Regions from separate parts of the Homo sapiens genome. Here region 2 is linked to region 1. A link is a contact called in ENCODE Hi-C or POLR2A ChIA-PET data. All regions are on one chromosome and are shown on one strand. Each heading gives the region's core, a stretch centred on a gene start or an enhancer-like site at or near the end of the contact. The rest is flanking DNA. Distances are from core to core; before and after follow the strand shown.

Region 1 (5,439 bases), core at 1,860-4,359:
ACAGTGAGCCACCATGGACCATGGTGGTTTTGATCATCATACAGATATTTAAAGACAACTTTATTGAGGTACAGTTTATATTCCATGAAATCAACCCATGTTAAGTATACAATTCAGTGATTTTTTTTAGTAAACTTACTGAGCTGTGCAGTTGTCACCACAATCCAGTTATAGAACATTTCCGTCATTAGTGGGGTCAGCTTTAGATGCAAAAGACAGGAGAATTATTTTTGTTTTTATGGGATTAGTTCTGTGCTCCCAGCAGGAAGATCTCATTAATTAATTAATTAATTCAATTAGTATTTACTGAGAGCCTGGTTGGGGGGGGGGCGCCCACAGCAGGGTTGGGTGCAAAGGGAAATAAATAAATAAACAAGTGGTGGGGGCTGCTTCACTGTGGCTGATGAGCTTCCACTGTCAAGTGTAGCCTAACTTGCCTGCTCAGGTGGGGTTCATGGCAGCTGCAGGGCAGGTTTCTGCTTTCTACCCTGTAACTCTTATTGGAAGGCAAGGCAAAGGCCTTCTTTTGCAATACCTGGTATTGCAGTGAATTATTGACTGAGCAGACAGAGAGACGTGTCCTCGCCAACATCTACAAATAGCTCTGGGCTTTGGCAGGCCTGGATGCAGGATCTTGGAAAAGAGGAGCGTGGGTCTGCTGTTTACAGTGCAAAGATTTGACAGGTGAAATTGGGGCGAGGGTGCGCTGAGGGAGGAAAGGAGTGCAGGCAACGTCAGGGCCGGTGGCCAGGGTGAATCCAGGGAAGCGGGTGCCTGTGTGCACGGTGGGTGTTGCTTGGAGGCTGGGGAGTGAGTGGGAGTATGGCCTTGTATACTAGACTGAGAGGCATTTGCACTTAATGGAGTAAACATGGAAGATGCAATTTCAGTGTCTGAGGAGGAGCTTAATGATTCAGAGCTGGACTTCAGGAGATTAATCTTTTGTGAGAAGATAAGCAAGGGATGGGTTGGGAGACTGTTGTGAGGGTCCTAGTATTAGATGATGTGGACTTGACTTGGACAGGGGCATTGAGGCAAGGAAAGAAGAAGTGCAGGGGAGAGAAAGTTCTGCCAGGTGATGGGGAGTGATTCTTCTCTGTCCCTGAGGTTCGTACCTGCCTGGCCATCTGCCTTTTGCTGTTCAACCAGTCTCCCTCTGCCTGTCCACAACTGAACTTCCCCACAGTGTGTTCTTCCATGGCCTCTTTGTACTCTCCCATCCACTTCTTCCCTCTTGTTCTACTTCTCTTGCCCAGGAGGAAGGAGAGGATCCAGCGAAAGAGATGGAGAGAAACAGAACACTGTACCCATGAAAGGCAGTGCCAGGGCAGGCAGTGGAGAGAGACTTCCAGAGAGGGTGGCTGGCTGTGCCAAACGCCACAGAAGTGAGTGAGGCTGGCACTGAAGGAGGTCTGGGGGACTCACGATTGGGACTAGGGTGAGACCTCCCTTACCTCATCCCAATCCTGGCCCTGGGAGGAACTGGGGACCTCGGAGAAAGCATTAGTTTACAACAAACTGGACCAAGTGTGGGACTGTTTCTTCTGAGGACAGCCTCCCAGCCTCCCATAGGAAACTGCCTGCAACTGCTCGGGACCCACTGGTCTCCTTCTTCCCCACCCCAAGACAGCCCCTCAGGGTCTCCACGGGCTCGCTAGAGTTCCTGCACACAGTTTCAAGACCACAGATCAAACTCACCTCCCTGCATCCTACCACAGAGAACTCTGAGACCCAGCAAAGTACCTGACTTGTCCAAGGTCATCCAGTGAGGTGTGACCTTGTGGGTCTTTCCTTTGCTTTCCTTTGATTTCTCATCTTCAGTTGGTTTACGCTCTCCTTTTATTCACCTCCCCCAACCTTCCCCTCCTCCGTAAGAATTGGAAACAGAGAGTTGATAGTTGAGGTCTGATTTATAGCTGAGGATTGAGGTCAAATTTGTAGCTGAAGATTGAAGTCCATTTACTGAGTGCCTACTTCTACCAAGCATTGTTTTAGAGGTGTTTACATACATCATTTTATTTCATTCTTTTTTTTTTTATTTGAGATAGCGTCTTGCTCTGTTGCCTAGGCTGGAATGCAGTGGCACTATCTCGGCTCACTGCAACCTCCATCTCCCGGGTTCAAGCGCTTCTCCTGCTTCAGCCTCCCAAGTAGCTGGAACTACAGGCATGTGCCCCCACACCCGGCTATTTTTTACATTTTTGGTAGAGACAGGGTTTCACCATGTTAGCCAGGCTGGCCTCAAACTCCTGACCTCAAGTGATCCACCTAGTTTGGCTTCCCAAAGTGCTGAGATTACAGGCATGAGCCACTGTGCCCGGCCTTAATTCTTATAAGACCCTTTCAAAGTAGGTGTCATTACCCTATTTTCCTGATGAAGAAATAGAGGCTCCTAGAGACTGAATGGCTTGCTTACCTTTGTATAGTTACTAACTGGTGCTGCTGGTTTATATTCTCTCCCCACGCATGTATTTCTTCAGTCACTCATATTTACCTAGTGCTTTAATGCCAGGCACTGTTTTAGGTGCTGATACCATATGAATAAAGGACACAAAAATCCTGCCAAGACCTTCTCCATTTGTGGCTTGCTTGCCAGAGGAGATCGGCTTGTTCTTTATAAAGTCTCCTGTGCTAGATGTCTCAGGGCTGGGTATAGCAGCTGCTGTGTTTATTGGCTATTGCTGAGATGAAATTCATGACCCGATTTGCTCCTCAGCCAGCAAGGCATGTGGACTTCTTTCTGTCTGCTTCCGGGGGTCTCTGAAGCCTTCTGCTGAAACTGCCCCTAGGCGAGATAGTTTATTCTGTAAGGAGTGTGACTGTGGCTCCCTCCCCCACGGCTTCTCCCCCATTTCTTTGCTTTTATCACCAGCGGTTTCCCTTAGCCACCACCGCTAGCAGAACCCTGATTTAGTTCCACGATTTAGCCCTGATAAAGGCGAGCTATTTTGGCTTCCTCTGCCCTAAGCCCCAGGGAGAATTTGGACTCAGTGTTTTCACTTGTCATTTTAGACTGTTGGCCAGAGTTTGCGGAAGAAGGCCTGTATTATTAATGCCCTTGCCGGGAACAGCTGCACCCTGCCAGGTTGTCATGTGAGACCTCTGAAAAGCTCAGAGCTACAAGGCCCACAGCTCTCCTGGGCCCACTGGGTCAGGTGGGAAATATGATCCTACAGAAACTGCAGGCAGCCAAGGAGGGCGGAAGGCAACTTGGAAGGAACTGATCAGTCTCACGCAGGAGACACAGCCGTCCTCTGAGCGCCTCAGGAGGGCTAATTCCATCCCGTGCCTCCAGGGGCCTGCTGTATTTGAAGATCTTTTAGCCTGAGGGATTTTATCACATCATATAAAAGACACATAAAATAAAAATGAAGATATTAATAATCAGTTTAATAATATTTAGAGAGCCATTATTCCTTGTAGTGGTCACTATCCTCATCACTTGAAATAGTTTTAATTTTCAGTACAAGCCTTTGAAGTGAATGGGACTTGTTATTGCCATTTAATAGATAAGAAAACAGTCTCGGCCGGGCGTGGTGGCTCATGCCTGTAATCCCAGCACTTTGGGAGGCCAAGGTGGGAGGATCACCTGAGGTCAGGAGTTCGAGACCAGCCTGGCCATGGTGAAACCCCATCTTTACTAAAAATACAAAAATTAGCCAGGCGTGGTGGCGCACACCTGTAATCCCAGCTACTTGGGAGGCTGAGGCTAGAGAATCGCTTGAACCCAGGAGGCAGAGGTTGCAGTGAGCTGAGATCATGCCACTGCACTCCAGCCTGGGTGACAGAGCGAGACTCCGTGTCAAAATAAAAATAAAAGAAAAAAGAAAAAACAGTCTCAGAGAGGTTAAGGGAATTACCCAAGGTTATGCCAGGTAGTAAAGGTAGAGGTGGAATTTGAACATAGTCTATCTAGCTGGAAGCTCCTGCCCCTTTCAGGATGCTGTGAGCCACTAGACACATCATATTTCTCTGACTCCTCCTCAGTTTATCTGTGCAGTTGGTTCCCACTCCTCTCTCTCCACGTTACTCTGTTAACAGCTTCTGGAGCCTGGTGTTCCAGGAGGGACTTGACCAGAGTTCACTATCTGCTGAGCCAGGGGTTAGCTGGGTGGATGGTGGGGCTGCAGGCCAGACCAGGAGCCAGAAAAGATGGTCTCTGGCACCCTTTCCTTTATTCACGGAAATGGCCCCTCTTCACCTCTTCGTGCTCCATCAAAGCTCCTTTTTAGTGCTGGGAGCACACCACGGAGTTTAGAGAAAACAATCTAATAATGTTATTTGCTTGCTTAGAAAACCTCCACCAGTCCCAGTTGCTTGCAGGATAAATTGGGACTAGAAATACCTCTGTCTGGAGCAGATGTCCTGTCGAAGACCATTTCTCATCACTGCAGCCCTTATACCCTGTCCCACCTCACAGCTTCTCCCCATCCCTGAACACAATGGGCCACTTTCATGACTGAGCCTTTGCACTGCTATTCTCTGTTGGGCATGCCTTGCTCTGCTTGGTGAACTCCTGTTCAAACTTCAAAACCCAGGATGAACTTTACCTTTTCTGACTTCTGACTTCCTCTAGTAGAGTTGGCACCACCTCCTCGGCCCTTAGTTTTTAATGCTTTACATGATTTTCCACCCACTAGTTTATGGTCTTTTCTCTAAGACCTCAGCAGCAGGAGCTGGGCCCTATTTATTTCTGTATCATCTGTATTTGGGGCATATTTGTGTGAACAAATGAATGAGGGCTCATTGTAAAACAAACTGTATATAAAGTGTGAGTCACAGGTGGCCCCACTTTAACTGAAATGTTAGGTTAGGTTGGGGGAATTCAGAGAAAGGAGAGGTGATACCCTGAGGCCTAGCGTTATTGATTAGTTGACCAGTGAGCTATGCACTCTGCCTGGAGCATTACTGCAAATGAGCCTAGGACCTATTGAGAGAAGGTCCCAGGGGTGAAGTAACAGTGGGAGGCCTTACAGTTGGGAAGTGAAGCTTAGGTCTTCCCTGTTCTCCAGGCCAGACTCAAACTCTGTGCCTGATCTGCTTCCCAAGAGAGGAACTCCTTGGGCAGACCTGGAGAAAAAGTGGGGATTTTGGATGGTCCCCAAAGGAGGGTAGGGGTAGAAGAGGAGTCGAAACAGAGACAGGAGGAAGTCCAAGACAAACTTTCCTTCCTTAATACATAGTGCTCGGGGGCATCCTTCTGGCTGTAGCATCTGCGTAATAGCTGCTCCTAAGAATGCAACGTGAGCTGAATTCAAACATGAATTTGGAGCCAGTACCTGAATATGTGGGTTGTTCTATGCCACCGGGCCCCCTGCCTGTTTAATTTCTCCTTCCCCTGCTGCCAAGGCTTCCGAGAAGTTGCTGTGTAGGTGCTTAATGCTTCGGAGATGGTCAGGTATGAGTTTAAATCCTGGTCTCGGGCACTTTAATTGCTAA
Region 2 (5,439 bases), core at 1,811-4,310, 210 kb after region 1:
AGTAAGTGGTGAAGCCAGGATTTGAATGCAGACAGGCTGATGGCAGAATTTATAATCTTCATCTCTTGTAAGATCAGAGTGTCTGAACCTGAGGTATTATCGCACAACAGTGTGACACTAAGACAATCATTAGAAACAGCCCAGTAACAACAGTGATGGACTCTTATGTGTTAGCAAATTCCGCATCCTGTTAGTGAGTTACTTAGCTCAGTAATCTGACATTTGAAATGTCTACAAATACTATTACCCAAGGGACATATCACTGCCTGTTGCCTCAGAGAATAAGATAATCATGCCCTTGACAGATAGTCTCTAAGCAGTGGTTACTCAGCACGAGTAAATTTGCAGATGCGTTTCTTTGCTTCTTTTTTTTTTTTTTTGAGATGGAGTCTCACTCTTTCGCCCAGGCTGGAGTGCAGTGGCGCTATCTGGGCTCACTGCAAGCTCCGCCTCCCGGGTTCACGCCATTCTCCTGCCTCAGCCTCCCGAGTAGCTGGGACTACAGGGGCCTGCCACCGCGCCCGGCTAATTTTTTGTAATTTTAGTAGAGACGGGGTTTCACCATGTTAGCCAGGATGGTCTCGATCTCCTGACCTCGTGATCCGCCCGCCTCGGCCTCCCAAAGTGCTGGGATTACAGGCGTGAGCCACGGTGCCCGGCCTCTTTGCTTCTTTTGTGATGTTAGAGGGGCATTATGAATGCATGATCCAATCTGATCACAGGATGCCTGAGGGCAGGAAGTGTAGCTGTGTTTCTTTAAGTGCAACATATTCCTCCTCTTCCTCTACAAGTCACCCTGGGTTCACAAACAAGTACGCTAAGCCCATGTAGTTCTGGCAGACACAGCACCTGATCTTAAGGAGCTTGTGAACTATTAGAACTGTTGTCACCTCACAACTCACTCATAACGAAAATACATGGGAAATGTAACAGAAGTACCGGAAAGAGTTTTTAGTGGTCAGAGAAGAGACAGCATATTTCCCAGTGGGAACAGTCAGGGGAATCTTTTCCCAGTGCAGGCAGGATTTAATTCATTCATTCAACTCCAACTTTCTTTGGTGCTCTACTTGATGCTGGGGTTCATCAGCGAGTAAGCCAGGTGTGGAGCCTCTGAGAGCTAACCGTTTTGTTGGAGAAGACAAATAATCCTGCCATCACAATGCGCAGTGATTAAGAGAGTGGGCGCTGCCACCAGGCTGCCCAGTTCAAATCTCTCCTTTAATCCTTTGCTGGCCAAGCAACCCAGGGCAAGTAATTGAATTATTTCAAGGCTTATTTGAGTCACCCATGAAAGGTGGATGTCAGGCCTCTGAGCCCAGGCCACGCCATCGCATCCCCTGTGACTTGCACGTATACATCCAGATGGCCTGAAGTAACTGAAGATCCACAAAAGAAGTAAAAACAGCCTTAACTGATGACATTCCACCATTGTGATTTGTTCCTGCCCCACCCTAACTGATCAATGTACTTTGTAATCTCCCCCACCCTTAAGAAGGTACTTTGTAGTCTCCCCCACCCTTAAGAAGGTTCTTTGTAATTCTCCCCACCCTTGAGAATGTACTTTGTGAGATCCACCCCTGCCCACCAGAGAGCAACCCCCTTTGACTGTAATTTTCCATTACCTTCCCAAATCCTATCAAACGGCCCCACCCCTATCTCCCTTCGCTGACTCTCTTTTCGGACTCAGCCCGCCTGCACCCAGGTGAAATAAACAGCCATGTTGCTCACACAAAGCCTGTTTGGTGGTCTCTTCACACGGACGCGCATGAAAGTGGAAAAACAAGAGCCTATCATAGGGTTGATATCAGAAGAAAATGTAAATCTTTAGCAGGGTACCTGCTTGGCATATAGTAAGTGCTCATTAAGTGCTAGCAATCCTTATAAATGCTGTGGTATGGAAAATGTGGGCTGCTAAAGAGAGTATAGAAACTTGCCTCCTCCTCAGCCCAAGTATAGGAGAGAATAGGAGAGAAGAACACCAGGCTGGATAAAAGAATGCGCCATGAAGAGGGGAATGAGACATTTTAGGTAGAAGAAAGAGCAAGAACAAAGAAATGGAGGTGGGATTATGCAGCCTTTTGTGGGAAAGGAAAAGCATCCGCTATGTCTGTTGAGAAACGCTCAGGTGGTAGGAGCTGTGCTTTGCAAGTTAAATGAGACCAGATCATGGGTTGGAACTTGAGTGCCTCGCTGAGCAGTTCACCCAGTGGGGCAGCCCTACAGTGTGAGAGCAGGGCTTGATTTCCATGGTTACATGCTTTTTTTTTTTCTTTTTTGTGTAGGTCCTGCTGAGTTTACTTGGAATCAGGAAATATTGGAGGACATATAGATTCGGGTAAAGGTATAGCCAAGAACTGTCTAGATCAGGGAGTGGTTATAACTTTGGACATTACAAAACTGGAGGAGGCTTGTAGATAGCCATCATTTCATATTTATTCTGAAAATATTTAATAAGGAAAATTTATGAGCACAGCAATACTCCTTCATGGGGAAAATAGAAAGTAGCTCCTTATATATGTTTCTGAGTATCTAAGAGGTTTGGGAGAGGGTCATTTTGCCTTTACCAAAGCTATAGGTGTTTCATGTAATTGTGACCCACAAATTGCTAGAGCAGGAAGGAAACTTTGAGATCAGGTAATATGGTTCTACTGATTTTAAGTACACAGAAATGTAGAAGCAGAGAGGCCACGTTCTTTGGTCACATGGCAAGTCTCAGCAGTGACAGAATGCAGACCTGTCATTTCTCCCTTTCTTGTTCTTTCCACACAGGTCTTGCTAATACTATCTCTCTCCTATAGTTTCTGAGAGTTATCAATGTAGAATGTATTAACTGAGTTTCATATTTACGCCTGAGACAGACCTGCATAGATATACAGGGGTATAGGTCACCATTTTATCACACCAGATGTCAGCTGCTTTCAGAAGCATGGGTCCAAGATGCCTGAAATACCAGTCAGTCAAACAACGGCAAGAAGTTAAAATAGTAAAGGTAGTGCTAAACCAAAAAGGCTACGGATGCCAAAGCCCTTAGACTAGCCAGCCTTGTTAGCTGCCATGTAAGGCAACACCAGGGTCAGTATGACTCATGAGTTTATTCTGGTGCAGACTTGGCCGGTTCTGGGCTGGAGTGTTTATTTGAGGGCCTTCTGAATCTGTTCCCCATGGGTTTACAGATAAGGAGCTTTAGGCCCCTTGGCCTCCTACTTGGTATGAAAGTCATCTCTCTTCCTGAGCAGGGCTTGGCTCCTGGAAGCTGAGAGAGGTGCACCTCCTGGAGCTGCTGCCTCAGACAGCCTGCAATAAGACTGACCTCACACCTGCCCTGCTGGCCAGCCTCTCGGTCCTGGGACATTGCCCATTCTAGCCTCAGGGCTCACCTTTCCTACTTCTCTTTCAGGCTGTGTCTGGCACTAACCATCCTGCCACCCCTAACCACAAGGTGAGGCGTAGCCTATACCCAGCTCAAGGGAAGGGCCTCCCTCCAGGATATGTAGATCAGGGCTCTTTCTTACTGGAACTTCTCTCTGTGATTCATACAGGAGTTAATCTAGGTCAAGAATTGTGTCCCAGGGAAGTAAATATCTGCTCTGGGACACCAAAGAGAGAATCTGCAGTTTGAGGATTCTTGGTTCCTTAGTGGCTAACAAGTGAGGACTCCCTTAGCCCTCTTCTCCTGAATGAGGTCTACAAAGGAATTAACTTAGATCCTTGAGAGACCAACATTGGCTTTCAAGAGAAAGTGAGAACAGTTTTTGATAAAGTAATGGACTTCACAACTGATGTGACTAGTAGTGAAGGATGCACCTGGTTGTTTCACTGCCTTTTGTCCTGTTTGCCTGATGTACATGACTTTCCAATTTCATTCACCCATGTCAAATTATCACAACCCCCAAATTCCGTGGAAACTTATAAATTAACCTCCAAAGCAAAGCCAATCAAAAGTTGAGGCCTTAGAAAAATGACAATTCTTTTGACCTGAGAAGCCAGGCTTCTAGATAATAGACCTATGTATTGTGCTAATTACCTACTCTTATGTGTTCCCTGAGTATTTCAAATATAGACATTCATTGGTAAGTATATGTGAGGCTGTAAGAGGAACATTTTTGAACTGTTTTACATATGTAAGTTTATTATTACAATGATAGGAACAGTATGGAAAAATTCAGACCCCAGAAGATTAAACTAGAAGTCCACAGCTACAAGGAGCAAGGACATGAGTTCACTGTTTTGAAAGCAAAAATTTAGGAGAGAACAATGATGGTTAATTTCATGTGTCACTTTGACAGGTCCATGGGGTGCAGATATTTGGTTAAACATTATTTCTGGTGTGTCTCTGTGAAGTGTTTCCAAATGAGATTAGCATTTGAATCTGTAGACTGAGGAAAGTAGATTGCCCTCCTCAGTGTAGGTGGGGCATCATCCAATCTGTTGAGGGATAGAATAGAACAAAATGGCAGAGGAAGGAAGAATTCACTCTTTTGCCTGATTACCTGAACTGGGACATCTCTTGAACTGTAACCTACACCATTGGTCCTCTGGGTTCTCAAGCTTTTTGACTTGAACTGTAGCTACACCACCAGCTTTCCTAGGTCTTCAGCTCACAGAGGGGAGATCATGGGCTTTTCAGTCCTTATAATTATGTGAGCCAATCCCTTATACTCTCTCTCTCTCTCTCTCTCTCTCTCTCTCTTTTTCCTATTGGTTCTGTTTCTCTGGAGAATTCTGACTAATGCAGTAAGCAAAAGAAAAATGCTTATTTATTTACTTTCTATTATGGAAAGTTTCAATATACAAAAATACATAGAATAGTATAATAAATGTCCATGTATCTACTACTCACCCTCAACGTTACCAACTCATGGTCAATCATATTTCATCTACACCCCTACCCATATTATTTGAAGGAAATCTCAGATATTGGGTTAAAGAAAATGTTTTAGAAGACATATAACTGATGGTTACTGAAGCTGGGTGATGGGCACATGGAGTTTCATTGTCTGTTTTGCTTTTCTATGTGCTTGAAAGTTTCCATAATATTCAGATTAACAAATAGAGATTGTTTTGCCATTATGGAAAATTATGTCAGAGAGTAGAATAAATAGTGCTCTGTCTTTCTCCTAAAGTTGCATTTCAGCTCATTACAAGGTATTCTTTAAAAAAGCTTTCATGTTTAAAGACTAAAACAAGCCAGTGGTGTTCTGCCAATGCAGAATTTCACAACTTATAAACATAGGCTTTAATAGTGGTAACAATAAAACCACAACACCCCTTTCACTTCCCAAAAGTAGTCAATATTAACTGCCTGCTTACTGTGGGCTGGCACGTTGTTAAGTGCTTTCTATTGCAAGGCACAGAGAGTCAAGGTTTTGAAAGTGAGATGGTGGCACTCAGTAAAGAAGAGCTTCTTAATAGCCAGGGGTTAGAGAGTGCTGCTATCAC

Evidence for each region. A loop is a pair of places that touch in the nucleus more often than their neighbours do. ChIA-PET counts read pairs that join two places held with the same protein, here RNA polymerase II (POLR2A).
Region 2: a map of aorta shows a loop between it and region 1 (4-fold over the local background). The contact joins two enhancer-like sites. A Hi-C loop is called at or near these places in 1 of 168 maps with a recorded cell type or tissue (aorta). POLR2A ChIA-PET finds 5 or more read pairs at or near these places in 2 of 52 experiments (A673 and OCI-LY7).

Annotation. Positions count from the first base shown.
Region 1 is chr3:186,974,407-186,979,845 of GRCh38, forward strand. All of the region lies in intron 2 of ST6GAL1 (ST6 beta-galactoside alpha-2,6-sialyltransferase 1), which reads left to right. Among named protein-coding and RNA genes, the nearest start is that of ST6GAL1, 47 kb to the left of the region's middle. RefSeq lists an enhancer at 1,093-1,974. Within about 2 kb of position 3,110, at least 22 of the 41 ENCODE cell types and tissues checked have a DNase peak (open chromatin) inside an H3K27ac peak, as active enhancers do.
Region 2 is chr3:187,183,856-187,189,294 of GRCh38, forward strand. No RefSeq gene overlaps it. Among named protein-coding and RNA genes, the nearest start is that of RTP1, 11 kb to the right of the region's middle. RefSeq lists an enhancer at 1,452-2,451. Within about 2 kb of position 3,061, at least 15 of the 41 ENCODE cell types and tissues checked have a DNase peak (open chromatin) inside an H3K27ac peak, as active enhancers do.